Linked DNA regions of Homo sapiens: region 2 is linked to region 1. The links are chromatin loops, found by intact Hi-C in ENCODE. Cell type or tissue: endothelial cell of umbilical vein. All regions are shown on one strand. Each heading gives the region's core, and the rest is flanking DNA. Links, peaks and the distances in the headings are about the cores only.

Evidence for each region. Peaks named below come from ENCODE experiments on the same cell type or tissue, not always from the same donor. Only the 100,000 strongest peaks of a DNase experiment are listed, where the experiment ranks them.
Region 2: it touches region 1 in a loop (4-fold over the local background); 35 of 110 quality-filtered maps call a loop at or near these places.

The regions. Positions count from the first base shown.
Region 1 is chr15:35,301,125-35,317,693 of GRCh38, forward strand. It overlaps a transcript of DPH6 not described here. Among named protein-coding and RNA genes, the nearest start is that of MIR3942, 63 kb to the right of the region's middle. RefSeq lists a silencer at 7,644-7,938. In endothelial cell of umbilical vein, for the core only: no CTCF peak of the experiment used is centred there; DNase peaks (open chromatin) are centred at 4,937, 5,327, 5,687, 7,807 and 1 weaker place; H3K27ac peaks cover 4,516 bases.
Region 2 is chr15:35,438,137-35,454,705 of GRCh38, forward strand. DPH6 (diphthamine biosynthesis 6) reads right to left here. Exons shown (of 9, transcript NM_080650.4): 5 at 12,549-12,667. Among named protein-coding and RNA genes, the nearest start is that of MIR3942, 74 kb to the left of the region's middle. In endothelial cell of umbilical vein, for the core only: a CTCF peak has its summit at 6,659 (motif pointing left); a DNase peak (open chromatin) is centred at 6,655.

The sequences.
Region 1 (16,569 bases), core at 3,940-11,939:
AGTACTATGTAGGTTTTGAGAAATTTAAAACCGTATGTATTACTCAAACATTTCTTCCAATATTTACTTGATCACATATTTTAATAGGTAACCATGACTTTGTCATCCAAGCCAGGACACTTATGAAAGTGAAAGGAGGAGCTATTGATAATTACAGGAAAACACCAGGACTGTGCAGACATACTGAGCTCTAAGGTCACTCTGTTTATAACATGATGCCTTAAGAATGAAAGCTCAGACAATATCTGGCTTTATTTAGCTAAGTCAGGTGGTAAAATACGAAGAATAACATGAAAGAAAAATTAGGAATTCTGCATCTTGCTCAGTGACTTTTCTCCTCTTTGTTTTTCATTTAGTTGATTTAAATACATAATTACCAAATAAGTTTTTGAAAAGTCAGTTTATTCAATTAAATTTGTGGTACAAATCCAAATTAAGATTCTTATTTAATTATATTAGGTCTTATATTAGGGCTTAAGAAATCTAAAGAGGATGCTATAGACATATCATCTATACATTAAAAGAAAAATTAAAATAACTTCAAAAACTAGAATAAAAAAATTAGGCCGGGCGTGGTGGCTCATGCCTCTGTAATCCCAGCACTTTCGGAGGCCAAGGTGGGTGAATCACTTGAGGTCAGGAGTTTGAGACCGGCCTGGCTAACATGGTAAAACCCCATCTCTACCAAAAATATAAAAAATTAGCTGGGTGTGGTGGCATGTGCCTGTAATCCCAGCCACTTGGGAGGCTGAGGCAGGATAACTGCTTGAACCTGGGAGGCGGAGGTTGCAGTGAGCTAAGATAGTGCCACTGCACTCGAGCCTGGGCGGCAGAGTGAGACTCCATCTCAAAATAATAATAATAATAATTAAAAAGATTTAAAAACCAAATTCCAACATTTATTGTAGTCAATACATAAAATACATATATAGGTTTGGTAAAAATATATGCATACAAAGGAAATATTTATATATAGAATAAAACCATCATATCTAGAACTAAGACAAATCAAACTGAATACCAAATCTTTGGTAACAAAAGGGAAAAGGTTTCCACTAATGTAAATATATACTTGGGGACATTTATTTTCTCATTTCAGTTATCATTTTCAAACTATGCTGTATTTTCTGTATAACCCATTTTTCATCTGCCCAATTACTAGCAATCTCTTTTCTACTATCAAAAATGATCATTTGTTTCTTTATTGTAGTAGATAAAACATCCTTTCATTGTTTCAGCTCACAAGCTGTGCAGATCCTACCCACTGTTCTTGCCTCCAGCACTTCACATTATTGGTGTATTATTTCATGCATGCCCTACTCTTTTATCAATTGCTTTTGAAGTAATGTTAATAGACTAGAAAATTGAGACATTTATGAAGTATAGGCAGTGTTTATGAAAAAATCCATAAAATATGACACAGGCAAGACAAGATAAAAGCAGCATTTTAATAGATTATGGCAAAGAGATCCTGTCAGAGTTTGACAACTGACTCCTTCGAGATCACTAATTTTTATGGGATTAATTCTGTGGTATAAAAAATGAAGTTAAATGTCCTAATTAATCTGTAAATAGCACACCCACAATTAAACCCTGTGGTCCCTTCTTGGATTGGGGCTGCAGTGATTTTTGAAAGTAATTATCTCAAATTCACAATGAAGACGATTTTTCTTTTTTTTTTTTCTCATGGCATTTCAGCTAAATAACCACCTGAATTCAAACTTGAATAGGGTCTTCTTATATACAAATCAGTTTGCAGATTTGTGTGGAAACATATTGATTAGATTTGTAAGCTATATACTTATAATGGTTTCTATATTAAAAAATAAAATTTGGAGAAATGGTGCAGAAAGGAAGTGGTCAAGAAAAACTAGAGTTTCTCCATATTGGGGCAAGTCTTCTTTGTTCTACAATTTAAGAACCCCAAAGGGTTGAGTTTCCTTCTCTTACACAGGTGACAATGTGGTGGTGCATTGTCTCTTACACAGCAGTTAGAAAGTACATTACATTGGAGTTAGAAAATAAAGCACTCCCTGACTTTTCCATCATGATGCTGTGGCAGGGTGCTCCAGAAATATTAGTTCCATTCCTCTTCCTTCCTTCCATCTTTAATATTTGAACTTAATAATACTGTCTATAAAGGTGCGATGTTATCTATATGTAGTCAGATGAAAGTAATACAATTTATTAAATATAAAATATTTTAAAATATTTTTATAATAGCGCTAATAAGAAGGCATACTAGTCTTTATGATTCACATTCATTATTTAATTTCTTACCAATAGACGTTCCAATGACAAATATTACTGCTACTGCCTTGTTAGTAATTAGGAAACCAAGATTCAAAGGTTTCCTTAAACCTTTAAAGAAATTACTCAAATTATATATATATGAGGTAATAGAACAGATTCTTGAAGCTAGATCTCCTGATTCCAAATCCTATGCATTTTTCAGTATAAGTATACTGTGACGTTACAGCTTTGCAATCAAAAATAACCTGATGATAAAGTAAAATATTCTACCAGTTTTGGTGAAGAGAAAATTATTCAGATCAGTTAGCTCTGGAGTTAAAAAAAAAAAAGGGGGAGGAGAGGTTAGTGTCTATTTACTCTTCATTTGATATTCTATATTTTGGAGGAATGGGAATATAGTCATCTTTTTTCCCCTTTTTTTTTAAAGAAGGATACTAATTTTCTTTATTGAGTCCCAGGATAAAGTAGGATTGCAAAAGCTAATCATTTTTTTTTCATTTATACTCTAAGGCCCTGGTAATAGGTAAGCCGTGATTATATTCCTGAAAATAATATTGTAGCAAAAATGGTGTAATACTGCCAGGTTTGAGAGAAAGCTCTTTTAAGTTGCCATTACTTGGCAAAGTAGTACTATTGTTAAGAAAATAAAAATCTAGTTTTCTGATTTCTTATAGTCTTTCTTATATAAATGACAAATATTTTGGCTGAACTGATACACTGATGTGGTTAATTTGATTAAATGATATATTTATCTGATTATCTAACAAACTGAATAATATAGGCTAGCCAAAACCTTTCACATCTCACATGAGGAAACAGAAAATTGAGAGACACTAAGTGATTTGCTCAAGATCATGTACAGATTATATTACAGATTCCTGACTAGAACTCACTACTGCTGATTGTAAGCCCAAGTTCCTTTCCAATACATTACCTTCCTTGATTTTATCAGAATATTATTCAGTCAAAACCTCTGGCACATACAATCTAAGATTTTAGCACACCCTCTGATGGAACATCCTTCAACAGGTGAAACATTTAAGAACAGACAGGCCCAGTATTATAAACATGATTGCAAAGAGAAGTCCTAAGCTGACAGAAAGAGAAAATAATAAATGGTACCTTTTTCATCTCTAAACTCTCTAATTCCGAGAAAACACCCTAAAGCCTTTGCCTTGGTAAAAAATATTTGAAATGCCAAATCCAGTTATCAATTCATCTCTATGTGTGTCGGGAAGGATTACCACAGTTAAGTATATTCTAATCCTGTTTATACCCAGCATTACTCCTGATGTTCCAGTAAGAGTGCCTATTTTTATTTTTATTTTTGAAGTGACACTAACCTGAGAAGAAATAAAAAAACAGTATGTTTAAGCCATTCTTCAAAGCTCATCTCTATGAAGCTATTTGGATGGTAAAAAAAAAAAAACAAAACTCAGCAAGCTGCAGCTAAATTACATAGTCTCACCCTCACATTCTCTGAATACAAATAACAAACGAACGTGATATACTTACAGAGTTTGATAATCAAACTTGTAATTCTGCTTATTTTATGCTGTTCTGCCCTAGAATTGAAAATATAGACAACTAGTCACAGAGGGACACTTTTAATATTATTGTTTTCACATCTTCACATGACAGCAAGGGAGATCTCCTTGTATGGTATGGTGAATACAACATGGAATTTTTACATGACCAACTCATATACTCATTAAAGGTACTGAGATATCCATAAAGGTTTGAAGTGTTTGATAATGTCTGTTGAGTAAGTAAACTTGTTGTCTCAAGTCAGGTAGTACGCTGTTGGTTCTACTATAGATGATGCTTCATTTTAAATATCTTTAAAGGGCACACAGTAACTCTTTTCTAGGGTGTGTTTTGCCTCCAAATAATTATTAATAACACCCCTTACACTCACAAAGTGTTCAACATCATTAAATAGAAAACAATGACTAAGGTCTTAAAGAATGTTGAGCTATTTTTCATGACTTTAACCACATACTCACACTGTGAAACAACAAAATTAACATTTTCCAAATCTCGTATGTTTTTAGTTCCTGATTATTCCTGTGATTCAAACCACTTTAGTTTTCAGTTTTAGATTATTCTGTTTTACATTCAATTACCAATTTAGGAAGTTCATAATTGACTTGAGATCTACCATCTCTTGACTTGCCATAAAACCACCTGTATTAAGTATGAGGAAGTTTGAGATAATTACACAGGAAATTATGAAGTATTGGTTATTGTGCTTAGACCATTTAAAAAGCACGAAAGATCTTTAAGATCTCACATAGACAGAATTCTATACATATCTCTAATAAAGATCAGTTACAATTTAGTATTCAACTTTTGTAAGAAATTTTGTTTTTTTATAGCCATCAACCAGAAGACACAAAATATAATTACATTAAAGTAGTAAAAAATTAGCATGACATAAATACTCAGACCTCAAGGGTCAAAAAGCTAAATCGAGTCTTATAATTTTGTAGTGGTTATTCTGTTATTCTTGTTTTGGGTAATTGTATTGCTGGAACACTAAGGTTTTAACATCTGTGCACTTTGGATCACCTTAAGCCAGCTGGTTCCTTTCAAAACTGCTCATCTTTTGTTCTTCCTATGTTCTGACCTGGGCCCCTAGCCTTAAGACAGCAGTGTGCTTTCTGCAGCCAGGATATCCTCTTCAAGACTGTCAGACAATCTCAAATGATTGATGTGCTAGTCTGGTGCTCTGGTATTTTTCCCTTTAGTAAGACTCCAGTAAATCTACAGCTCATTCTATAAGAATGCTAATTAGATCACTTTTACTAACTTCATGCATGTTTTTCTTGTTCTCCTGTATCTTTGGAAGTGAGCTTAAAGTTTATAATACAGTGTGTTTCTAAACTGTTTTTTATAATATTACATAGAAATAAAATACATTTCCCACCAAGGGAAATAATTCAAGTGATGCACTCAATTGGCTCTTTTCTTTCTAGAACTGCACCATGCATCCTCACTATGCTTACTCTTATTGGGAGCCTGCTCTACCCTCTCTGAGGTCATGCCCCTTATTGAGTCATGGTGTTCTATCATTCAAAGCCAAAGCAGGGCAGAGTCAGGCTCTGTTAGGCTATCAGGCTTGTGTCTTTGCTGCAGAGCTGTTTTCACATAAAGACAGACCTCTATCAACCTCAGGGCATTAATTCTAAACCTATTGCCTTAACACAAATTGTACCACGTCTCTCAACCTGTTGATTTTGGCTTTGAATTTCATGATTGATTGCCCTTTTGGGGCCTTACATAACCTCCCATTCTGAGGCTAAGAATTGACTTTCTGGCTTCAAACTTTTGCTTTCATTCTTGACCATATTTGGACTTTATCTCCAAATAGGTTACCTCCCTCAGTAAAGTTCAGGTCACTATGGTTTCCAGAACCTGTAATTACCTCAGCAGAGCTCTCTGCAGAGAACACACCCAACATGTTCAGTCTGATTCCAGAAGTCAGGCTCAGACTGAGAAAAGTCAGGAAGCAAAAAGACTGGGTGGATGTTGTCACGTGGCCCTTAAGAACAAAGGCAGTTTCAGAGCGAGGTGGCCGAGAGGAAAGAGAGCATTTCAGGGATAAAGAAAAGTAGATAGGAAAGTCTGGGCAACTTTAGGGCTTTTATAGTATGACTGTGCACAGTACAATCACAAAAATATGTTTAGTTCAAGTCATTTAAAAAGCTGTAATCTAGTATATTTACATTAAATTGTTTCCTTATTAGTGGCAAGAGAAAAACTGATAACCACACAGTAGAGAAACTGGGCACTACTCTGACTAGGTCATCAAAATTAACATCCCCGTTGAGGGCAGATGGATATAGTGTGCCTCCTGATGTGACACCCTGAGAAGAGCACATCATCTCTCACTCTGTATTGGGCACAGAACATGTCACCTCAATCTACCCACAAAGAAACATCATGTAAAACCAAAACAAAGAATTCTCTATTATTAAAGATGGAATTACAGTTTTCAAAAATTTGAATGCTATAAAAGCAAAACAAAGCTTTATAGAAATGCTCCAGATTAAAGGTGACTGAAGAGACTAAATGTAATACCTGATCCTAGGTTGAGTCCTAAAAACAGTCCCGACCCTGTTTTTCCTGAGGAAAAACAACAGTATAAAGGATATCGTTGGGTTAACTAACAAAATTGAAATACAGATGAAGGATTAGAAAAATGCATCAATTTTAACTTTACTTGTATATAAAACAATATTTTTATTTTTAGGAAATTTTTATTTTTAGGTATTGTAGTATATAGGAGTAAAGGACCATGCTACTACTTTTCAAAAGGTTCAGAAAAAATGTGTTGTGCATGTGTATACACATATACATATATGCATATCTTATGTGTGTGTATATATATGCATATATACAAACACACACACACATATATTCAGAGAGATAAAAGAGAATGAGTGAGCACAGTTATCTGGTAATGCAGATGGAGCAAATGTCAGCAACAGGTGAATGATGGTACAAAATATATAGATATGTGAACATTCTAGTATCATTCTTATTCATGCTACTTTTCCGCATGTCTGAAATAACTGCACAATTAACCTCTGAGGAAATAAAAACTTCTGGTCAGCCATGGTGGCTCACACCTGTAATCCCAGCAATTTGGGAGGCTGAGGTGGGAGGATTGCTTGAGGCCAGGAGTTCAAAACCAGACTGGGCAACATGGTGAAACCTCTCTACAAAAAATATAAAAATTAGCTGGATGTGGTGGCGTGCGCCTGTAGTCCCTGCTACTCAGGAAGGTGAGGTGGGAGAATCACCTGAGCCCAGGAGGTTGAGGCTGCAGTCAGCTATGATCCTGTCACTGCATAAATAAATAAATAAATAAATAAAACCTCTAGAATGTCAAAAGCTTCTATGATTTACCACAAAAAAGTATGTGAGGTGATGGATATGTTAATTGGCTTGATTTAATCATTCCACAATGTAAATGTATAGCAAAATATCACATTGTATCTCATAAATGTATACAATTTTTATTTCCAACCAAAAATAAAATAAAGTAACCCTCCCAAAACAAGCAAAACAAAACAATTGTCAGGTATGGTGAGGGGTGGGGAAGACCTGAGGAAGGCAGGGGAATTTTTACAGTAACAGAAATCTCTTAATTTAAGTGCCTGGTGGCCAAAAAGAAAAAAAAAAGTACTTGGATAACCCATAATTGGAAAGACAATTCCTACCGAAATGAGTTTATACCTATACCCAGAGAAGATTCTTTCTTCTTTATATGCCATAAACATTTAGGAGCTGAGATAGTTTGTATTTTAAGGAGACATATGTAAAAATGATTTTAGGTCTTAGTGCTTCTGTTATTTGTACTTCTACACACTAAATATAATAAATGTAATTTGAATGTAACAATAAGAGGATCAACACTATGGAGATAGCAAATATATGCTTATCTGAAAGTTAGCAGATAAGGAAGTACTGCCAAAATAAACAAGCTGAGAGTGAGAACGGACATTCAAAGTACATTATTGTGTTACTGGAACATCTGGTACTAACACTGTCAAGTTTACATACATTCTCAAATGCTTATTTATGTAACAATCAGATGCTAAGCATTCCAGCTGCACTTGTAAACTTTTTATGAACTGAAGTCATATGCACAAGCTCAGCTAAATATACTTCACAGAGGGAGGAGCGTGAGGAAACTAAGAACTCTCACAACTGAAGTCTGATTGCAGTGCAGCCTTCTGGCAGTGTTCTGGACCAGTGTCTGGTGTGAGAGCTAAGCTGCTGGCTCCTAAAAGATTCATTCCATTCTAGCAGCTAGAATCAGAAATGCCTAACCAATGGGTCAAACATAATTTGGCAGTTACCGTTTTTAGACATAATTTTCTCAGAAAAGAAAATGATATCAGGAAAAGAAAACAGAGCAAAGGACATGATGAAGTAGGTCATTAAGAAAGAGAATATTTAATATTCAAGTGAAAAAAATATTTTCCTCAACCCATCCTAGAGCTAGCACAGGTAGAATGACTGATTGTGGCAATGCATAAATTAGAAAAGACAGCATAAAAAGAGGAAGCATGTTTGTATGATAATTATCTCATATCACTCCTAATGAAAATTAGTTGTGTGAAACTTTCCTTCTTAGAGACAGAATTCATAGTAACTGCCTTAAACCCATTTTAAAGAGCGAAAAGGCATAGGGGGAAATAAGTATTTCATGCTGTTTTTCTCCTCTACTAACAAAAGGAAGTTAGATGAACCAATTTTCCTCAAAGTTTGCCAATCATTTCTTTGATGAAATTTCTAGAGTATGAAATGTTGCAAAATGGAACTAATTCATTAAGTTGTTTATTTTCTGAACAGTGATCTTAAAAGTGATTCCTCACAGGTTGAGGTTAAAAAGACATATTTTTTGGTAAAAATAAAATCCCTTTGACTTTTAAGTGCCTGGCACATTTCTGAAAGTTACCTTTAGAATTAATCAGATGTTTCAGAGTGATGTGATCTTGAAATGTGAATATCTATAATCAGTGGGATCCTCCTGTGTGCATTTTTTGGCTGTCAGTAGCACTTTTCTTATGCCAGCTCTTGAAATCACAACTTTTGGGCCTAGAAGAAAACTTTTTTTTCCCCCTGTGTCACAGTAGTTTTAGAGCAGTGACTCAAACTTAGGTGAACATTTGAATCACTTGGAAACCCAGAACCCATTCCAGACCAATTAAATCAGAATGAAACTCATCCATCAGCACCACTTAATTTTGTAGCCCAGATTGAGAACACCACGTAGAACGAGAATGGATATTCTTTAGGGACAGTGGGATTCATTTCACAAAAATGGCATTTTTGCAAAATAATTGAAGCACTAGGCATTCCCCATGCTGTCCTCTAACCAGGCTCCGGAAATTTAAGGGTTATAATTACAACAGCTTTAACTCTTCAAACTCCATCTTTTTGCACATCTTAAAAAGGGCCAGTAAGGGACTGTTCTAGGGTAGGCAGTCCAGCCTTGCATGCTCTGTGGCTTCTCTCATTTTACCTGAGGAACAGTGGGGCGAGAAAAGAGGATCTTTTTTCACTTTTGGCAGGTCACAAAAAAAGTAGCAATTTTTGCCTACAAAACTACATTGCAATTATGAACGTGAAGAAGGGGTTAGGATGTAGGTGGAAGCTTAAATCATAAACAGGACAGGACATAATAACCTTATATGAATGCCTTTTAGAACTACTCAAAACAATATGTCACATATATATAAATTTCTGTGTAATAGTACTAGCTGATAGAATAACCTGAAGTTCAGCTTTAAAAAGAATGACTATTACTAATACTACCTTCTGATTACTAATAGTACCTTCTTTAATGCTCACTGTTCTGTTTAGATCATAAATTGGCCGAGTGTGGTGGCTCACGCCTGTAATCCCAGCACTTTGGGAGGTCGAGGTTGGTGGATCACCTGAGGTCGGGAGTTTGAGACCAGCCTGACCAACATGGAGAAACCCCATCTCTACTAAAAATACAAAAAAAAAAAAAATTATCCAGGCATGGTGGCACATGCCTGTAATCCCAGCTACTCAGAAGGCTGAGGCAGGAGAATCGCTTGAACCCGGGAGGAGGAGGTTGCAGTGAGCCGAGATCACTCCATTGCACTCCAGCCTGGGCAACAAGAGTGAAACGCCACCTCAAAAACAACAACAACAACAACAAAAAAAAAAACCCAAAAAAACCAGATCATAAGTTATACTAAAAGAGATTGGAGAATTATTATTGAGCGGAGAATTCAGTCTAAAAGGAGAGATAAGATACATGAATTATACGTAGTACTCAATAAACATTAGGTGCCATATGATTATGGTAATTATTAATTTAAAAACAACAGGTTTTAAAGGCAATTTACAAGTACTGAAAACAAAAATGCACCCCCTCAGATTTCAATCACATCTTGGCAACTGAAGACTGCTTTTTTTCCTCTACATCTCCACAAGTGGTTATACAGTACCATCTTTGAAAATAAATGGCAGTCTTCTTACTCTTTTTTCTATACAAAAATATAATTCAAGATAATTACAAAAAAATTTCTGTCTTCAAATATCAGAGGAATTTGTCTACAATAAAGCTAATTTAAAAATTATTACCAAATAGATGCCCTCCTTATGACTATTAATCCAAGTTTAGAAATTTACGTTCAATGCTTTGGGACAAGAAAGAAAAAAAGACATACACACAGAGAGCGAGAGAGACAGGAATGGCATTAAGATCTGCTTTAAGTACAGTTATCTGAAATGTTCTCTTGTTTTGACTTATTCCAGAAGGAAAACTTGAAACAATGATTAAATGAGTATAAGTTACAAAGAGGCATATTTTAGCTCAACATAAGGATTTTTAAAATAGAGTTGTCCAACAGAATGGATTGTTTCAGGAAATGATGAGCTCCTTTGCTGAAGATATCCAAATTGAGACCGGATGAGCATATGCCAAGGATGCTGCAGAAAACATTTCTGCACTGTGTGGGAGGTTAGCCAACAGTAGATGATGTCTTAGGTTCCTTCCAACGCTAAATTTTATAATCTTATGACTATCCAAACACGAATAACTACTTTAATGATACAGAGTCTGAAGCCTGGTTAAGAAAATGAAAAAAAAAAAAAAAAAAAAAATAGAACAGGAAAAACAAACAAACTTTACTTGGGTACCAGGGAAAACAGACTATATGAAGAAGTTTCATCTTTTTTTAAATGCTGAGATAAGGAAAGCTACTATATTTTAAAAGCATACATTTTATGACGCATGCAATTATTTTATAAAACCTAGTACAAACAATAAAGCATGCATTTCCAAAAGATAAATGAGCTGAAGAATAAGAAATTATTTGCTGAATGATTTGTACAATTATTGAATTACAGAAGGGTATAATAAGGTAGGCAGAAAGCCAGTGAAGGACTGAGCAAGGTTTTTCCACAGTCTCACAGTCCTATGGAGACAAAAGCTAGATTTTAGAAACCTCCAAGGGAGAGGGATTCTGATTAAAAACCCCAGGATCTCAACTGGGAATCCAGGTGTCCACAAACTGGAAAAGCAGAGATAAACAAGAGGCAGGCTGAGTATTACGAAATCTGTAATTGAGTCCCAGAATTAAGATAATCTGCCAACACTCTGCTGGCCAAACAGATTCATGGAGAGAAGTAACATTATCCAGAATCACTACAGTTTAACAAATACAATATTCAGCATTAATAAAGAAAGGAATAACAGACATGACACAAAACAGGACAGGAGGGGAAAAAACCCAGATCCACAGGTGACTCATTTATTGAAATTATTTGCTAAAATTAAAAAGAACTCTATTTCCTTCTTTTGCATATAGTTATCTGGTTTTCCCAGCATCATTCATTGGAGAGACTGTCCTTTCCTCATTGTATGCTCTTGGTGCCTTTGTCAAAGATAAGTTGGCTCTAAGTGTAGGGATTCATATCTGGGTTCTCTAGCTTATTCCATTGGTCTATGTGTTTGTTTTTATACCACTACCATGTAGATTTGGTTACTACAGCTTCGTAGTAAATTTTGAAGTCAGGCTGGGCGCAATGGCTCATGCCTGTAATCCCAGCACTTTGGGAGGCTAAGGCGGGTGGATCACTTGAGGTCAGGAGTTTGAGATCAGCCTGGACAACATGGTGAAACCCCATCTCTACTAAAAATACAAAAAAAAAATTATCTGGGTATGGTGGCAGGTGCCTGTAATCCCAGCTACTTGGAAGGCTGAGGCAGGAGAATGGCTTGAACCTAGGAGGCAGAGGCTACAGTGAGGTGAGATCACACCACTACACTCCAGTATGGGCTACAGAGTGAGACTCAGTTTAAAAAAAAATTTTTTTTTTTTTTTTAAATCAGGTAGTGTAATGTCTCTAGCTTTGTTCTTTTGGCTCAGGATTGCTTCGGCCACTTGGAGTCTTTCATGGTTTTATATACATTTCAGGATTTTTTTTTTTCTATTTCTGTGAAGAACATCCTTGGTATTTGGATAGGGACTACATCGAATCTGTAAATTGCTTTGGGGAGTACTGTCATTTTAACAATATTAATTCTTCCAATCCATGAGCATGGAATATCTTTTCTTTTTGTTTTCTCTTCAATTTCTTTCATCAGTGTTTTATACTTTTTATTGTACAGATCTTTCAGTTCTTTGGTTAAATTGATTCCTAGGTATTATATATTATTCGTATCTATTGCAAATGAGACTGTTTCCTTGATTTTCTTCTCAGATTGTTTGTTGTTGGTGTATATAAACACTACTGATTTTTGTATCCTGCAATTATTGAATTCATTTATCAGTTCTAACATTATTTTGGTGGCATCTTTAGGTTTTTCTAAAAAAAATCATGTTGTGTGTGCACAGGGCTATTCATACACAAAAATTGAATCGAAATTGACTTAAGACTTAAATCTAAGACCTGAAACTATGAAACTACTAGAAGAAAACATTGGAGAATGACTCCAGGGCATTTGTCTGGGCAAGTATTTATTTTGTGTAAGACACCAAAAGCACAGGCAACCAAAGCAAAAATGGACCAATGGGATCATGTCAAGCTAAAAAGCTTCTGCACAGCAAAGACAACAATCAATAGAGTGAAGAGACATCCCACAGAATGGGAGAAAATATTGCAACCTATCCATCATACAAGGGATTAATAGCCAGAATATATAAGGAGCTCAAACAACTCAATAGCAAAAAAAAAAAAAGAAAATTAAAAAAATGGTCAAGAGCTCTGAATAGACATTTCTCAAAAGAGGACATACAAATGGTCAACAAATATGAAAAAATACTCAATATCAGTAATCAGAGAAATGTAAGTTGGTGCAAAAGTAATTGTGGTTTTAGCATTGTTGAAATTTGCCATTTGATATTGGAATACGTTTTTAAATACATGTGGTTATGTCATACATCATTTTAATGCATATTTCTCATTTTTTTTGCTAATGACTTATTACTTGATATATATTTTATGTTTATTTTAGGCTATGGAAATGATGTTAAACAAAAAGCAAATTCGAGTGATTTTCTTATTTGACTTCAAAATCGGTCATAAAGCAGCGGAGACAACTTGCAACATCAACAACGCATTTGGTCTGGGAACTGCTAACAAATGTCCAGTGCAGTGGTGGTTCGAGAAGTTTCACAAAGGAGACAAGAGCCTTGAAGATGAGGAGCACAGTGGCCAGCCGTCGGAAGTTGACAACAACAGAGAGCAATCATTGAAGCTGATCTTCTAACAACTACACGAGAAGTTGCCAAAGAACTCAGTGTCAACCATTCTATGGTCATTTGGTATTTGAAGCAAATTGGAAAGGTGAAAAAGCTAGATAAGTGGGTGCCTTAAGAGCTTAGCAAAAATAAAAAAAATCATTGTATTGAAGTGTCGTCTTCTCTTTTTCTGTGCAACAATGAACCATTTCTTGATGGGATTGTGACATGCGATGAAAAGTGGATTTTATACCACAACTGGTGATGATCAGCTCAGTGTCTGAACCGAGAAGTAGCTCCAAAGCCACTTCCTACAGCCAAACTTGCACCAAAAAAAGGTCACGGTCATTGTTTGGTGGTCTGCTGCTGGTCTGATCCACTACAGCTTTCTGAATCCTGGCGAAATGATTACATCTGAGACGTATGCTCAGCAACTTGATGAGATGAACCAAAAACTGCAATGCCTGAAGCTGGCATTGGTCAACAGAAAGGGCCCAGTTCTTCACGACAACACCTGACCTCATGTCGCACAACCAACACTTCAAAAGTTGAATGAATTGGGCTACAAAGTTTTGCCTCAACCGCCGTATTCACCTGACCTCTCACCAACCAGCTCCCACTTCTTTAAACATCTTGACAACCTTTTGCAGGGAAAATGCTTCCACAACCAGCAGAATGCAGAAAATGCTTTCCAAGAGTTTGTTGAATCCTAAAGCACAAACTTTTACACCATAGGAATAAACAAACTTATTTCTTATTGGCAAAAATGTGTTGATTGTAATGGTTCCTATTTTAATTAATAAAGATGTGTTTGAGCATAGTTATAATGGTTAAAATTCATAGTCCGCAACTGCAGTTACTTTGCAACAGTGACATATTATCTCTCCCCGGTCCAAATGGTTTATGTCAAAAAGACAGGCAGTAGCAGATGCTGGTGAGGATGTGGAAAAGGGGAACCCTCATACACTGTTGGTGGGAATGTAAATTAGCAGAGTGACTATGGAGAACAGTATAGAGGTTTCTCAAAAAACTAAAAATAGAACTACCATATGATCCAGTAATTCCACTACTGGGTATATATCCAAAAGAAAGGAAATCAATATGTTAAAGAGCTATCTGCACTCCCATGTTTATTGCAGCATTATTCACAATAGTCAAAATATGGAATCAACCTAAGTGTGTATGAACAGATGAACGGATAAAGAAAATGTGGTATAGATACACAATGAAATATTATTCAGCTGCAAAAAAGGCCCAAATCCTGTCATTTGCAGCAACATGGATGGAACTGGAAGTCACTACATTAAGTGAAATAAGCCAAGCCCAGAAAGACAAGTAATGCATGTTCATACTCAATGTAGGAACTAAAAAAGTTGATCTTGAGAAGATATAGAGTAGATTGGTGGTTACTAGATGCCAGGAAGGGTAGGGGGAAGGGAACTATGAAGATAAATTGATTAATAGGTACAAATACATGGTTTAATAGAAGAAATAAGACCTAGTATTTGATAAATCATTAGGGTGGCTACAGTTTACAATAATTTATTGTACATTTCAAAATAGTTAGTAGAGAATAATTCAAGTGTTTCTAGAATCTTAAAAAAAGTTAAGGTGATAGATATTCCAAGTATACTGATTTGATCTCTACAAATTATATGAATGTATTAAATTATTTACATGTACCCCAAAACTATGGACATCTGTTATGCATCAAGAAAAAATTGTTTTAAAAAAGACATGTGATTAATATGTCAAAAATAGATGATAGGATGAATAATTTATAGATTCCAGAGAGCTGGCTGGAATGTATAAAAAAGAACTGAAAAGCAACCTGAAACTTAAAAAAATGTAATCACTGAAACTAAGGACTTAATAAATAGGTTAAATAGAATACTGGAAGCTGAAGAGAGGCTTAGTGATTTAGAAGAAATGCCAGAAAGTATTTAAGCTGAAACTTGGTGAGTAAAAAGAATGGAAATACTGAAAAGATTATAGCTATATAGGCCTGGTAAAAAGGTGTATCTAATTAGAGTCCCAGAGGGAGCAGAAGAGAAAAAAATAAGACAGAACAATGTAAGTAATAAAGGCAAAGAATTTCTGAAGTGAAAGACATGCGGGCAAAGAAAACAGCACCTAGGTATAGCACAGTAAAACTGATGAAAACCAAAGACAAAGGACAAAGAAAAAAACCAGAAAACAGATAAATGGCAAAACTATACATTATCTTCAAAGGTATAGCAGTAAGAATTATGGTTGACTTCTTAATGGAAATAATAAAAGACAGACAATGGAAATATATCTTCAAGATGCCAAAAGAGAACTGTCTTTCTAGAATTTTATACCCAGCAAAAAACTCTCTAGGGCTGGGCACAATGGCTCAACCCTGTAATCCCAGCTGTTTGTAAGGCTGAGGCAGGCAGATTGCTTGAGCCAAGGAGTTTGAGACAAGCCTGGGCAACATGGTGAAACCCTATCTCTACAAAAAATACAAAAAATTAGCCAGGCGTGGTGGCATGTGCCTGTAGTCCCAGCTACTTGGGAGGCTGAGACAGGAGGATTGCTTGAGCCTGGAAGGCGGAGGTTGCAGTGTTCTGAGATTGTGCCACTGCACCACTCCAGCCTGGGTGACAGAGAGAGACTCTGAAAAAAAGAAAGAAAGAAAGAGAGAGAGAGAGAAAGAAAGAAGGAAAGAGAGAAAGAAGGAAGGAAAAAAGAAAGAAAGAAGGAAAGAAAAAGAAAGAGAGAAAGAAAGAAAGAAAAGGAAAGAAAAAGAAAGAAAAGGAAAGAAAAAGAAAGAAAGAAAGAGGAGGGAGGGAGGAAGAAAGAGAGAGAGAAAAAGAAGGAAAGAAAGAAAGAAAGAAAGATACTCTCCAAACAAGAAGGCAAAATAAAGACATTTCCAGACTAACAAAAGCATGTAAAATTTTCACCAGCATATTCTCACTAAAATATATACTAACATGAGTTCTGCTGGACAAAAAAAAAAAAGAAAAAAAGAAGATTCCAAATGGATACATAGAAATTCAGAAAGGAATGAAATATGACAGAAAGAATAAAAATGTGGGTGAATATAAATGGT
Region 2 (16,569 bases), core at 3,421-11,420, 140 kb after region 1:
TATATTTTTCTCTTCTTGTATCTCGTTTTTCTGGAAAAAGTTTTTTTCTCAGTTGACTAAATTCTTTTCTCCATTTTGTCTTGCCACCCTTAATACACACATGAGAGGCCCTAAGATCATTTCTTTTCTTTCTTTTTTTGAGATGGAGTCTCTCTCTTTCGTCCAGGCTGGAGTGCAGTGGTGCGATCTCAGCTTACTGCAACCTCCATGTCCCTGGTTCAAGCGATGGCCTGTGATTACTTGGGAAAAACAGAAAAGGTGCCAAGGATTCCATTTTGGGAGAAGCCTCCGTTTTCCTCGTGGAGCCCCAGGAATTAGAGGCGGATGAATCTTTCTCAAAATTTGTTTTTGTCTTCCAGCTTTACCTGTTTATTAGGTCCTAGAAACTGCATGCTTTCCTAGCCCTACTCTTAAAGGGCCCCATTTGGAGGCCAATAGCCCAGTTAGGAGATTGGCAAACAGAATATCCTATAACTATTGGATCTGCTTCTGTTTGTCTGTGTGGTTATATATATGTTGTGTGTGATGTCTACAAAAAGAGAGCTCTTATTAATTGGCCTAAAGGAAAATAAGCACCTAGATCAAATATCTTTTAAAGGGAAGATAAAAAGTGTGGTGCCCCTTTTAGTTCATGTGACTTTAGTCTTTGAGAAACGGAAACAGCCTTGGAGATTACTGGTAAAATGCAAATGCCATCAAAATGTAATTTTTTACCTGGGTTTATAGGATTATTTTAAATTAGGTAAAATAAAGCCAAAGGTTTAAACAAGTTGTGGAAGGTTTCTAAAAATTAATCTTGCAAAAGAAATTCTGTGTGTGAACACTGACTAGATTCAAAAGGGTATTATATGGTTTTTCTGTAAATTGAGCATTGAAATAAAAGCACAACAAAGTTTTCCTAAGGTACTAATCTGCTTTTTAGCAAAATTTATAAAGAGTTATAAAAGGTTTATGACGATCTCACCTCACGGTCAAACTGGTTAAGACTGGATAGAATTGTCTTTAAGATTTCATTAGAAAATTAGGGTTGATATTAATAGCTGAAATGTTGATGAATATCAAACAGAACACGAGTTAATGGAATGGACCGAACTAATGAAAAACTGAGTAAGCTTTTTAAACTTTTCTTTAAAACACTGCTGATACTTATTTTGTTTTCAGAGTCAAGGCAACTTATTTTGAGCTATTTATAGCCTTTAATAGAGTGGGGTATACTCCTGTGAACAAAATTTGGAGCATATTTGTTTCTCTCTGCCTGGCTTCTCTAGTATTTGGACACTGTCAGCATTCTTAACTTATGACAATATGGTTATTTGCATCAGTGCAATAAGAATCCATTTTCTCTTGCAACAGGATGCAATCGGAGAAACTGGTTGTTTTATCAAGGCTTTGACTGGAAGGGTATGCTTCCTTTTAAGGAATCAAGCTCAACTTGCAGATCCAATAAAAACCGCTTGGGAAAACTGTCTATAGTAGATACCCTGTCTACATAGTCCCTGTACAAAGTTCCTAACCTGTGGTGAGTAAAGAATGTCACTTGCTAACAGGTCCAGGAGCCCATGTTCTTGGGACCTCAAGAAGAGAGGAGTTCACCCAACTCATAGTCATTAAAGTGTACAAACCCATGGCAGGGCTTGGCTTTAAAAAAGGAAAAAAAAAAAAGTCCTATCTGAGATTCCTTGTAGAATAGAGTTCCATCAAATCCAATTTAAAAAGCCCATGTAGAAATAATTATTCTTTGCTCCACATTACGCAAATAATCAAGCCAAGTATGAGACTAAAGTTATTTTGCAAACAACTCAATCCTATTATGCTTTGTTTTTAACAAAAATGAGGACTGGAGAGAAATTATGTTTCAAAACTTACATATTTATCATTAAATTCCAGACTGATTAGTTGTTTTTTAAGTTCTTGCCTACATTTTAGGCTTACACTGCTTATTCCTGTGAACCAACCAGCAATCTCTGGCTGCAGCTCAGAAGGAACAAAAGGGATGGGTAATGTAAAAATCTGGTTCAATATTTTAATTCTGAGCAATTATCCTGAAAATCCTGCCAGGTGATGGGAGTAAATAAGGTGCCCATAACCTGGAGGTTTCCTTTTTGGGAAAATAAGACAAAGAGGGCTAACCAAAGCCAAGCCCCATGCACCCAAATCTTAGCAACCCTGACTATAGTCACCAGTTATCTAGGCATGTCAACAGCCTTGGGATTTAAAAACTGTCCTTACCCACCCCTTTTTGTTTCGTTTTGACATGTTTTCTAATAACCAGGTTTGTCTCCTCTTGCCTTCAGGCCATCGAACTCCAAACAGTCATGCAACTGGAGCCTCAAACAATGGCCCCCTTTAAGCGGGGAACCTTAAATAGGCCTCTGAGGGAGATCTGATTCTGTCTTCCCAAAACAGTACCCCCTCTGTCAGCAGTATGCAGTAAAGATCAGTCTTTATCCTTATCCCTATCCTTATCCTAATGGCAGTTATATGTCCTTCTTTAGAAGGGGGAATGATAGAGGCAGGAGGCAGATAAGGGAACCCGCACAGGGTCTTGCCTGGGCATGCCTGCAACAGACTGGGGGTCTGCATGATCACTGGGAGAATGGGGAGGAGCCACCAGGAATATGTGCCTTATGCACCAAAAGCAATGGCAACAAAAGCCAACATTGACAAATGGGATCTAATTAAACTAAAGAGCTTCTGCACAGCAAAAGAAACTATCATGAGAGTGAACAGGCAACCTACAGACTGGGAGAAAATTTTTGCAATCTATCCATCTGACAAAGGACAAATATCCAGAATCTACAAGGAACTTAAACAAATTTACAAGAAAAAACAAACAACCCAATCAAAAAGTGGGTGAAGGATATGAACAGACACTTCTCAAAAGAAGACATTTATGCAGCCAACAAACATATATATGAAAAAAAGCTCATCATCACTGGTCATTAGAGAAATGCAAATCAAAACCACAATGAGATACCATCTCATGCCAGTTAGAATGGTGATCTTTAAAAAGTCAGCAATCAACAGTTGCTGGAGAGGATGTGGAGAAATAAGAATGCTTTTACACTGTTGGTGGGAGTGTAAATTAGTTCAACCATGGTGGAAGACAATGTGGCAATTCCTCAAGGATCTAGAACCAGAAATACCATTTGACCCAGCAATCCCATTACTAGGTATATACCCAAAGGCTTATAAATCATTCTACTATAAAGACACATGCACATGTATGTTTACTGCAGCACTATTCACAGTAACAAAGACTTGGAATCAATCCTAATGTCCATCAAAGATAGACTGGATAAAGAAAATGTGGCACATATACAGCATGGAGTACTATGCAGCCATAAAAAAGGATGAGTTCGTCGCCTTTGCAGGGACATGGATGAAGCTGGAAACCATCATTCTCAGCAAACTAACACAGCAACAGAAAATCAAATACCACATGTTCTCACTCGTAAGTGGGAGTTGAACAATGAGAACACTTGGATACAGGGAGGGGAACATCACACACCAGGCCCTGCTGGCGGGTGGGGGGTTAGGGGAGGGATAGCATTAGGAGAAATATCTAATGTAGATGATGGGTTGATGGGTGCAGCAAACCACCATGGTACATGTATACCTATTTAATAAACCTGCATGTTCTGCACGTGTATCCCAGAACTTAAAGTATAATAAAAAAAATGATGAGCTCATATATGTATGTGTGTGTGTATACATATATATACAAACACAGTGGGAGAAGGACAGAACCAGGAAATCACATATCTAAATGTAAGAGCTAAAAGTATAAAACTCTTAGAAGAAAACATAGGAGTAAATCTCGTGACATCAAGTTAGGCAATGATTTCTTAGAAATAACATCAAAAGAACATGTAATCAAAACAAAAAAATGATAAATTGGACTACGTCAAAACTAAAAATGTTTATGCTTCAAAGGACACCACCCAGAAGTAAAGAGAAAACCCACAAAATGGGAGAAAATATTTAAAATCACACATTTGATAAGAGACTTATACTCAGAATATATATTAAAGAAAACCTACAATGCACTAAAGACAAATAATTAAAATATAGGCAAAGGATTTTAATTGACATTTCTCTAAAGAAGATATACAAAGGGCCAATAAATGCATGAGAAGATGGTCAACATCATTAGCCATTAGAGAAATGCAAAATAAAACCACAATGAGATAAGACTTTACATTCACCATGATAGCTATAAGAAAGACAGAAAATAATTAACTGTTGGCTAGGATGTGAAAACCTGGAACCCTCATTCATTGCTAGTGGGAATGTAAAGTGGTACAGCCACTTTAGAAATCAGTTTGGTGGTTGCTCAAAACGTTAAACATAGAATTATCATATGACACAGAAATTCCACTCCTAGGTATATACCCAAGAGAAATGAATATATAGGTCCAAAGAAAAACTTGTACACAAATGTTCATAGGAGCATTATTCATAATAAAGAAAAAATGGAAATGACTCAAATGTCCATGGACTGATGAATGGCTAAATAAACGTATCTTTGTAACAGAATATTATATGGCAACAAAAAGAACTCAATTATATATGCTATAATTTGGATGATTCTTGAAAACATTATTCTAAGTGAAAGAAGCCAGTCACAGTGACCACATATTGTAGGATTCCAATTATATGAGATATCCAGAATAGGCAAATCTATAAAGATATGAAGACACAAAGTCCTCATGGTGCTTAAAGCTGGGAGCAGTGGGGCAGGGGTTGGAGGCAACTTGAGAATGATTACTAACGAGCATGAGATTCCTTTTTGGGGAACACAAATTCTAAAACTAGACTGTGGTGATGATTGCACAACCTGTGAATACACTAAAAAAATTGAATTGTACATTTTAAGTGGGTGACATGCATAGTGTATTAATTACATTTCCATAAAACTTAAAACATAAGGAATGTGTAGTCATAGTAGCTATATGCTCAGACAATACAGATAAAAAGATCTCTTAAAAATGAGAGGGGAAATTCATAAAAGCACATACAAAAAATTCTTTTTAACTGTTCTCAGAAATTATATCATCAGTAGTGGCATTAGCATTGTTATTCTGAAATTGTCTCATATATTGTTACCATTTTAATATAATATCTATATCTATTGGTATGCTGAGTCCCAACAAGAGTTCTCTGGAGCAGAACACATTATTATTTTTATTACTTACAAAGAATAAGTAAATAATACTGTTCTGACTTTTCTCTGCCCCAGCTCTTACTCCAGGAGCAAGGTGATGAGAAAGAGATATAATCTTGCAAGTAATTTCATCTACCACAGGCAAGGGGTCTGGAAAAATAAATCTGAGTACTGATTTAGGAAAAAAGAGGCAGCTGTTGTCCCTTCCCTTCTGAGAGTTTCCTTGGAAAAGTAAAGGGAAGGATATGTGCTTTCACACTTTGGAATGTAAATAAATCTTCCTGAGGGGAAAAACTAGTGTCTCCAGCTTTACTACCCAAGAAATGTCTCCAAGGTCCTGGTCTCAACCCTTCCTTTGAAATGTAAACAGATACCTCTAGAAAGGTAAGTCTCTCTGGAGTTTTCACTTAACTGTTCAGTCATAAATTAAGTTCTAAAGCTCATCTTTTAGCCTAGGTCCCAAGTTTCTGTAAAATTTGCTCAGAAGGTCCTAACTGTGCAGAAACATAAGGATATGTTCTCTACAGCCCCACATACAATGTGATATTTATTTTATAGTGTAATACAAAATAAATATGAAGTTGAGTTAAACCAAGATAACAGCTTGTCAAATCAGACTCAAACAAATTGGACACCTTACCCAGTTTCAACCTTTTCTGATAATTTCAAGAAGAGAAGTAATCAGGCAGCCTAACAAATAAGGTAGAGTTCCAAGACCATCAGAACAGCTCTCCAGGTCCTTCACTGCTATACTCTGGCCCAGATTGGCACATGAGGTCAACTAGAATCACAATACCATTCTCTGTTTCTTCCCAACAAAAACAACCTTTTTAAATGCACATTCATAGTCACAGTGACTAGGTTAGTGACTAGAGATTATTGTTCAATAAATTCGGGATTCCATTTGGCTTGAGGATATAATTATACATAGCATAGTATAGGTTTTAAAAGTTATTGGCTTCCAGATGTCATTATGCAACAAGCTCCCTTCAGGATAACATAATGTCATTCCTTTATCCTTCCAATTCTAATCAGTGTAGCATGAGAAAGACAAATTCCCTTTTTATCTGTGATACTTCGGCCATTGGAGAACAAATATAAAGGCCACACTGTTCAGCAATGTCCCATAATTTAGGCTAACCATAGTGTTTCCATAAGTGGGCATCCTTAGCTTGGCTACTAGAACTGCTGGTCATTGATCTTTAAAAACAACAACTTCCATAGCAATTGGAATATTCAAGAGTCTTTCTTCAATATTAGCTTGGCTACTAGAACTGCTGGCAATGAATCTTTAAAAACAACAACTTCCATAGCAATTGGAATATTTAAAAGTCTTTCCTACATAAGAGTATAAGCCCTCTTCTTGCACTGTTGACCAATATGATGTTCCATTAAATACTCTATGAGTCCAGTCATTTAAAGCTTTCTTGTCCCTCTAGGGCCATTTCCAGATGCAGCCAGTCTCCTGGAAGAGAGCTCCCTCTAGTGTCTCTATTTGGATTAGCAAATCCTTTTCATCACGAGCTTTCAGGAACATTATTTTGGTCTGATTTGGTATGATATTAGTAATGGTCCTCAAGACCATTACTAAAAATGCCTTCAGAATATCAAGACAGCAGAGACAATACTCATCAAGCAACAACATGGGTTATTACTGTGGTACATTAGTAAAATTTGTACAATTTAGAAAAATAGTTTGCACACATACAAAAAAGTATCATGAGATTGTCATTTGGTATATTATGTATCAAATACAGCTCTCTCTGGGTGTGTCATAGGCTTTTCACAAACATACTCTGCATAACTCCAGAGAGGAGTTGTTAGTAACATTTATTCATTACATTACATCCAAATCCATCTCCCTCAAGGTGGTCTTCCAATTCCCTTAAATGAATTCCATTCACATTCACATATTCTACATTAGAAGGAAATCAAGCTGTAACAGGCAGTAGAAATCTGCTCTCCATTATACCTAGGTAGATGTCTTAGCAACATATTGTCTTGATTTATGTCCACAAGGAGTGCAAAAGTCCTACTGTTCCGAATCCTCCATCTGTGTACTTTAATTAGTAATAGTCAAATCATCATCATCAAAAAAAAAAAAAAAAAAGAGATCTGAATGGTAAATAGTTGACCCTTGAACATCATGAATATGAACTGCCTGGATCCACTTATATATGGATTTTTTTTTCAATACGTATATTTGGAGAGATGTGTGACAATTTGAAAAAACTCAACATATGAACCATGTAGCCTAGAAATACTGAAAAAATTAAGAGAAAGGTATGTCATGCATGCATGAAATACATGTAGCTGTTCATGTATTTTATCATTTACTACCATAAAATATATACAAATCTATTATAAAAGGTTGAAATTTATCAAAACACGCACATATCATTCACAGGTGAGAGAAAGGTAAACAAAGATGCAGCATTAAATCATAACTGCATAAAATTCACTATTATTATCTATTGTTACTACTGTATTAATTTTGTAGCCAACTTACATTGCCACTGCGGTGAGCTCAAGTGTTGCTAGTGTCTGCTTAAAATACTATGTGATGCTAATCATCTCTGCATGAGCAGAGCAGTTTCTGTCTCCAGTAAATTGTGTATCACAGTAAAAAGTGATCTCTAGTGGTTCTTGCATATATTTCATTGTGTTTAGCGTAAATACTGTAAACCTCGAGTAACAACATGGGACCCATACGAACTGCCACTAGTGATGCTGGATGTGTTCTCAAGACGCAGAGAAAAGTCATGACATTATAAGAAAAAGTTGATGTTCTGTAGATCAAGATCTGCAGCTGTGGTTGCCTGCAATTTCAGACAATGATTCATTTTGTAAACAGATGACATAAATTTACAGTATTGATAAATACAGTACAGTACTATAAGTGTATTTTCCCTTTTTTTTTTTTTCCTTTTTTTTTTTTTTTTTTCTGAGACAGGGTCTTGCTCTTCACCCAGGTTGGAGTGCAGAGGTGCAAAGACAGCTCACTGAGGCCTTGACTTCCCAGGCTCAAGTGATTTTCCCGCCTCAGCCTCCCAAGTAGCTGGGATTACAGGCACACACCACCATGCCCAGCTAATTTTTAAACTTTTTATAGGCATAGGTCTCCCTATGTTGCCCAGGCTGGTCTCACTCCTGATTCAAGCGATCTTGGGCTCCTAAAGTCCTGGGAATACAGGCATGAGCCACTGTACCTGGCCTCTCTTCCTTATAATTGTCTTAGTAACATTTTCTTTTCTCCAGCTTATTTTATTGTAAGAATATAGTATGTAATACATACAACATGCAAAATGTGTTAATGGACTGTTATGTTTTTGGTAAGGCTTCTGGTCAACAGCAGGCTATTAGTAGTTAAATTTTTGGGGTGTCAAAAGTTTTACGTGGCTTTTTAACTGTGCAGGGGGTTGGTGCTCCTAACCACCTTGTAGTTCAAGGGACAACTGGATAGCCTATAAACCAAGAAATGAGTTGTAACTGTAGTGAACTGCTCCTACATTGAGTCATCAAGGGGCACTCTGCCATTTTATTCCTCTAGATTACATAGGTGGAATCTTTTTTTTTTTTTCCTGAGACGGAGTCTTGCTCTGTCGCCCAGGCTGGAGTGCAGTGGCGTGATCTCGGCTCATTGCAACCTCTGCCTCCTGGGTTCATGCCATTCTCCTGCCTCAGCCTCCTGAGTAGCTAGGACTACAGGCGTCCACCACCACGCATGGCTAATTTTTTTGTATTTTCAGTAGAGATGGGGTTTCACCGTGTTAGACACAATGGTCTCGATCTCCTGACCTCGTGATCCGCCCGCCTCGGCCTCCCAAAGTGCTGGGATTACAGGCCATAGGTGGAATCTTTAAGTAGAGCTATACATCACCAATTTCCCTTCTCTCCAGAAAACACATCCAGAGTGTTCTCTCAACATCAGTTAGGTGAGCATCAAATTTGAGAGAGATATCCAAGACAACAACTCAACTTTAGCAAGAATGGAGTAGCTTGGTATTTACCACGGAGAGATACCAAATACCTTATTATTTTCTAGCTCTGAGGCTCTGCCATGGAAGGTCACATGGTTACAGCTCTCCACAGAACTTGAATTCACTTATAATGCCTTTCTATCTCTTATACGTCCCCCCCCGCCATTTCCATCTATTACCTGTTTTGACCCACACCCTTTTCCCCATGATTGGGCTAACTGGCTCAACGGTTGTATTATAAACCCACAGGGACAGTAAAACAGCAGCCTTGTTAGCACTTCTCCTTGGCAGATATTACAGGATTTGACAGATAAGAATCACAAGACACTTGGCTTGTGTTTATGGATAGGCCTTAATTTGCCTACACAGAGTGAAGTTATCCATACCCCTAAAGGCCTTTAAGAATATGCACTGTCAATGTAATGTATTGATATTGTGTTTTGTGCATTGACAACACTTTCCTTTGGTATGTGCAACTTTAAACTCGAGCCTAGGACCATTGGATCAGGCAAAACTAACAAAAAAAAAATCTACGAAATGGGAAAGATATATAGTTGTGTACTTGCCTCCTCCCCCATCATCTCATTCCTATATCGCAATCCTAGAAAGCTTATAAGTAGAGTCCTAGCATTATTTCCTTTCATAGTCAATGTTACTACACCATCATTTAACTGAACAAACTAACCCTTAAACCAGTATAGTTTTTCTAGTGATCAATTTAGTTACTTTGCAAACAAATATATCTTTCAAGAAACAGGAGGTTTTCCAGTAATAGGTAAAAGTGGTCTCACGTTTTTCCTTTATCATTTCTCTCTCTTTTTTAGCAACTAGATATATCCTGCTAAAAGCAGTCCAAAGATACTCTTCCCCTCTAGTAAATACCATTAGTGATTTTTTGTTTCTTTGTTTGTTTTTTGCCATGAGGTCTATAATTATATGTTTATAGAAAGATTATAGAAGTTCTTTCTTCTTTCTTTCCAGGAAGCCTACCCCAGTTACTGGAAAGAATGGATAATAGATCTGCTATTTGGTCTTTTTGTTCCCAAAAATTATGGGATTTTCTAATAAATAATATCTCTTGTGACCTTGATAATCAAGATTCACTGTGGAAGAAAGAGTGCAGTGATGGAATACAGAATTATGATAATCCTTATGTTGTCTTGAATTTGATTGTGAAATATCATGAACTCATGAGTCATTAGATATACACATACAGACATATATCATTTCACATTCAAAGAAATCAGGGCTTCCTGAAAAAAAGGATGTTCTAGGTCTGGGATAGAAAATGTGTAAGATGACCACTTCGTGGCAGCACTGTTTATCACAGTGCCAAACTGGATACTACCTATATGTCATCAATAATAGAATGGACAATTAAATTGTGGTGTTAATTAAATTTAATTAAATTACAGTCTCCCACAAGGGAACACTATACTACAATAAAAATAAACACACTATTGCTTCAGTCAATAATATGGATGAGTCCCTTAAAACATTATAATGAAACAAAGAAGCCAGAAATTTTATGAGTTCATTGATGCCTATAAGACATAAAGGTTACATACCATAATTATAAAAAATATATTTGTATGCATTCATGTAGAACTGACCTTTTTCTATTATAAGACCATTTCATAGAAAAATGGTCCACAAAATTTTACTGATCCCTCTCCCCCACAGAAAGGTCTTATTGTCTCATTTTTTTTTTTTTTGCTTAAATCCAAAAAAAGTCCCTTTTTTTTGGCTTAAATCCATTTAAAATTGTTCTGATAATTTTAAATGGGAGGAAAAAGGCTTAGCAACCTATATTGCATCATTTATATGTTTCTATGTCTTCAGAAGTACTGTGCCATTTAATAAACCTTTCTTTAATATTATTCTAAAGAATAACTTTCATCTTTGCACACCTATAGGCAGTCAGCACACAGGCAGTGCTGTAAATGTTAAAATCAGATCTATATTTTTGTTACTGAGATGCCAAAGACAAATCAGCTCAGTTTTTACATTTTACCCAAAGGCTTGATAAAGCTAATTCCCCATCTCTAATCCCTACAGAGAGGCACAGATAGAAATGAAAGAACACACAATATCGGTTATATACTATTAAAAGATGGCAATAAGGTCAAATTCTTTGACTATCTTTTCAATAAGGGAGGTCTCTCTGGGTCCTAATCCAGTCTTTTATCTATCGGGCAGTAAAAGGAATAGTATGTGTACCTTTCAGTGAGACGTCACGTGAACTTCATTATGGAATTATGTAATCTTAGAAAATTCAAAGAGAGAGTGAGAGACAAAGAAAAAGCAAGAGGGAATACTCTGTACAGAGTCACATAGAAATTCATATGACAAATATAATAACGTTAATCATGAGAGCTGCTCAGCAACCTTTTCTCAGAAATAAAAACATAATATCACTCAATCTTTCTTGTTTTAACAGCTAAGGAGATCAACTACAGATTCACTAAATAAAGGCTTCAACTGAAGACAACACCTCAACTTCAGCAAGAATACAGTAGCTTGGTATTTACCATGGAGAAATATTATGGGGTCTGTACTATTTCTCTTAATTTTATTTAAAAACTGAATGTATCTGTAAAATCTTCTACAGCTTGAGACCTTGTTATTTCAGAGATCTGCAAGGTAAACACTTTCAAATGAGGTACATGATTTAGGCTTTGGGAACTCTCAGGTTTCAGGGCATTTTCTATAACAGGTTCACGAAATGAACAGACTGGGCTCAAACCCTACGGTTTCTCAAAAATGAATATAATTATAGAAATTCCAAATAAATTAAATGTGCTCATATGTAATGTCCATACTTGAATCAGATTACCACCTGCCTGCTGTGTCTATGCTAACTAATCAGATAACTTTTTCTCAAACATGATTTTCTCACCATCCCCAACAAAAACCAGTACCCTATTTATTTTTTATAACAAAAACAAAACCATCATTCTATTTTAGCATTATTCAAAATATGCTAAAAAATACAAGGAAAATGTTTTGTGTCAAATACATATTATAAAAAGCTTCCAAAAAACCTCAAAACAAAACAAAAATAACCCTTGTATTTCCTGTTTCCTACAAGCCTAAATTCCAAACCCTAAAAAAAAAAGAACTTAAAATGAAGGACTATAATACAATATCAGTTTTAGAACCTGTTATATGTTAAAAAAAAAAAAAAAAGCCTTACTAGTAATCACTTCGGCAAATGGTCAAAAGACCACTTTAAAACTTCCTTTTCTTTATGCAAGGAAGGTGCTTACTCAATTTCTTCAGCTGTGACTCCACATTTTTATATTCTAAATCAGTTTTCTTTGTTCATTTTAACTACTTATTAGTGAACTGAGATCATCTATGTGGCAACAAACAGCTCCCTTGATAGTTTGGCTGCATACCCAAAGCTGCTACTTTGATGATCATTGCTTGAATGTTAGATGATATCATCTCTCTGAGCAAATCTTCCTGGTTTCTCTGCCAAAGATAAGCTAAAGGCTGGAGATTAAGCCTTTTACACCTACAAAAGAAAAAGAAAAAGAAAGTCAGATGATCTCTTAATGTTTTATACTTGGATCCACAGCAATTACTTTGATTTGAAACATAATGCTTCGTTCAAGGATTTTAGCATTGAAAATGCTTTTAAAAACATATTTTGCATAATGTTTATATATACAACATAAACATATTTAATTTCCATGGGTTATGCATAAACTGATAAAAATGAAATTTCCAGGCACACTAGAAATATTAATTTTAGTAAGACTCTTAGTTTAGAAATCTATGTAAAAGAATTTACAAATGCCAGTATACTCTCATTTTTAAAACTTTCATGGGTATCAAAATTTTGAAGCATATGTAAAGTGGGCCAATAATTTATCCTAATAAAATAGCCACATATTTATTAAATTAACAATAGCTACAGTTATGTGAACTATTCTTATCTACTAACTTTGAATTTTTTTTTAAGAATTTGAATAAAAAGAAAATAGTAAGAAAAAAAGTACAATGCTGCAGGCACTGTACTAGATATTTTCCATTATTGGTAAAGTAGAAAAAATATAGGTTTTGGAGTGAAGACACATCTGAATTTAAAACCTCATTTTGTACTCTAGCTGCATGGCTTTTGAAGTCAAGTAAAATCTAAGTCCTTGTGCTTAGTTTCCTAGTTCATAAATAGGGGCAAAAATAGTTCCTTTCAAAGTTCTTAAGAGGATTAAAAAATGTGAAATGAAATCATCCTTTCCTTTTCTTCGCATTCCACATCCAATCTACCACAATGCAGAATGTGATCATTCCTCACTAACACCACTGCTAACAACCTCGTTTGAGCCACCATTCTCTCTCATGTCAACATCCTAATTTCCTTCCCTGCTTCCACCCTCACCCTTTTAAAATCCATTTTCAACACAGCAGCCAATGTGATCCTTTTAAGACATAAAATAGGACAGGCGCGGTGACTCACGACTGTAATGCCAGCACTTTGGGAGGCCAAGGCGGGTGGATCACGAGGTCAGGAAATCGAGACCATCCTGGCTAACACGGTGAAACCCCGTCTCTACTAAAAATACAAAAAATTAGCCAGGCATGGTGGCGGGCGCCTGTGGTCCCAGCTACTCGGGAGGCTGAGGCAGGAGAATGGCGTGAACCTGGGAGGCGGAGCTTGCCGTAAGCCGAGATTGCGCCGCTGCACTCCAGCCTGGGCGACAGAGCGAGACTCTGTCTCAAAAAACAAACAAACAAAAAAAGAAGACATAAAATAGATCATAGGATTCCTCTGCTCAAAACCCTCCAGTGGCTCCCCATCACTCCATGGATCTCACCCTGTTTAGTTCCTGCACTTTATTTCCTACTACTTATTCTCTTCTCACTCCATCCTACCACTCACTGCTGCCTGCTCATTCTTGCCTATTACACTAGTTTCGTGCCTTTGCTTAAATGTCACTTTCTCAGAGAGGACTATAATTGTTTAATGAATTAAAGGTAATATAGATAATGTAGTACAATGCCTGGATAAAACAGGTATTCAATAAATGATAGTCAAAGCCAAGTGACTTGCCCAAGTCATACACTAACTGGCTGAGATCAGATTTCAAACCAAGAATATAGCTCTAAAACCCAGTGTCTATAAGGTTTATAAGTAAAACCCAGCGTCCCTAGCATCTGTAAGGCTGCTTGGCCGACTTCTCTGGCCTATATTGATCTCTCTCTCTCTCTCTCTCTCTCTCAGAGATCCCAATACTTATTAAATGTACCATGTTTGGTCATTTATTCATACATGGCCTTAAAAATATCACTATTTTTTTCATTTACATATACCCTGACTTTCAAAAAACCAAAACCTTCCTCATTGCAGAGATTGTTGCGTGTAATTTTCCCTTTTAAAATGTCTCAGAACATCTAAAGCAATGCTGAAGCAGTTAATAAATACAAAAAGAATAAAATGTGAACTACCCATGTAATACAAACATAATTGCAGAATGTAAAGTGTTTAATAGATGTCACAAGTTCAAATTCAGCAGTGATTTACAGAGTAAGTTTATTTGAGCCATGATATTTTGAACTGTTAAAGAACTTAAATAGGTTAAAAAATTTTACTTAAGTCTATAGTCAAGAGATTTTGAGGAATTTCAAAGCAACAACCACGAATTTTACGATAAGGACAGGAAGAAAAAACTTTTTGTCCATAAAAAAATAAATCTTAGTTTAAAAAGGTAGAGAGGCTGTTTTGATTAGTAGGCATTAAACACTGGGTGAGAGGACAGCAAGAACTAGTAATAATACAACACAAACTAAAATTTGGGCATAGGCTAATTCAAAATTGAGTTTGTGGACCAATGGACTCCCAGTAACATTACTTTTGAAGTTTCAAGGATAAAATAATTGCAGATATGCTTTATAATATAACGTCTGTTCATCTGTTCAACCGTGTGTTGAAGTGTACCAGTGATTGTGTTTTGAGAAAGTCTCTACCCATGGGCATGACATGTGCCCTTCTTCCATATATATATACACATATATGTAATGGGCAGCCTCCTAATCAGGAGCACATTTTTATTTGGCTTTTTAACTTTCATAAATAGATGTCATCCCTATCTCCAGTTTGGCTACCCATTAAAGCCTGTGGGTTTGAACTTCTTAAAAAACACTAATTTTTAAACTAAATAATTCTCAGAGAATATGATCTAAAACTTGATGACAATACTATTATTTCTAATGTCTGGCTTAAGGGATATGCAATTCATCTCCATCTGCAGATCAGTTGTTCTCAACGGTAGATCTACATCTAGGTAGAATGTAAGGAAAAGTTTCTCAAAATACACATGACCTCCTTCCCCACTCCATCATCATCATCCATCGTCCAGAGATTCTGATACACCTCTAAAATGTAAGATCATATTTCTCTTCACTTAACTATGCTTTACCTTGTTTTCCCTTCATTCACTCTTAAAATTCTGTATTTTTTTTAACTGCCCTAAATCCACCATGGAATTAGAGAGAAAATAAATAAAATAAAAATGAAACAAGTGTTCAAATCTATTAATATGTAGGTTTTAAATGAGATAGTAAATAGGAATGTTTCTTTATCAAGAATATAAAAATATTATATAAATACAGCCATTATCTTATTCTATTTATCCTTTTGACTAGCAAAATCACTTATTTGTAGGTCAAATTGTGCTTAAGAAAAATAATGCAGTCCAATTTTTTTTGTTAATATAATTATGCCCAGAATCTCTATAAAATATTATATTTATCTAGATAAATTAAAAATGAAAAGTAAATTCATTCAGGTGGTGTCTTGCCAGGCCAACATTAAATAACCAATATTATCATTTAACCTCATGATTTTTGAATAGATCAATAGAATTGACCGTTTTGGTATGTGCAGTTACAGACTAAATGCTTCACTAGTGCTCCCTCCCTTAGGGGAGTAGAGACGGGCTAGGACGAGGGGAGGAACATCCTAAAAATTCCCTGAAAGTTGAATGGCTTTATATGTAAGCATTTCAATCATATAAATATTTTTAGACAAGAACTGAATTATATGAACCAAAGAGGAGAGGACTCCTTAGTAAACATTTTTTCTTTAAAATATTACTGTATTCCTTTTATTATCTCTTGATTTTTATTACAAATGATGAGTTAAAAGAGATTAACAGGATATACTAAATCAAATAAGAAAAAAGTGAAGAGAATACTTCTCACTAAAAAATCTGTCTCAATTCTATTATAGATTATTTTTCCTTACACTAAATAAGTTAAGTTTCCTCATGTGAGATATAAGGATAGAAAAAAGGAAAAGCATGACTTTTGTTACTTAGGTAAATACACACATTTAGTTCCATGGAGCACGTAGACTACCATACCTATTTATAATTTGAATATGATTATTATTTTTCACTTATTCACATTCTTAAA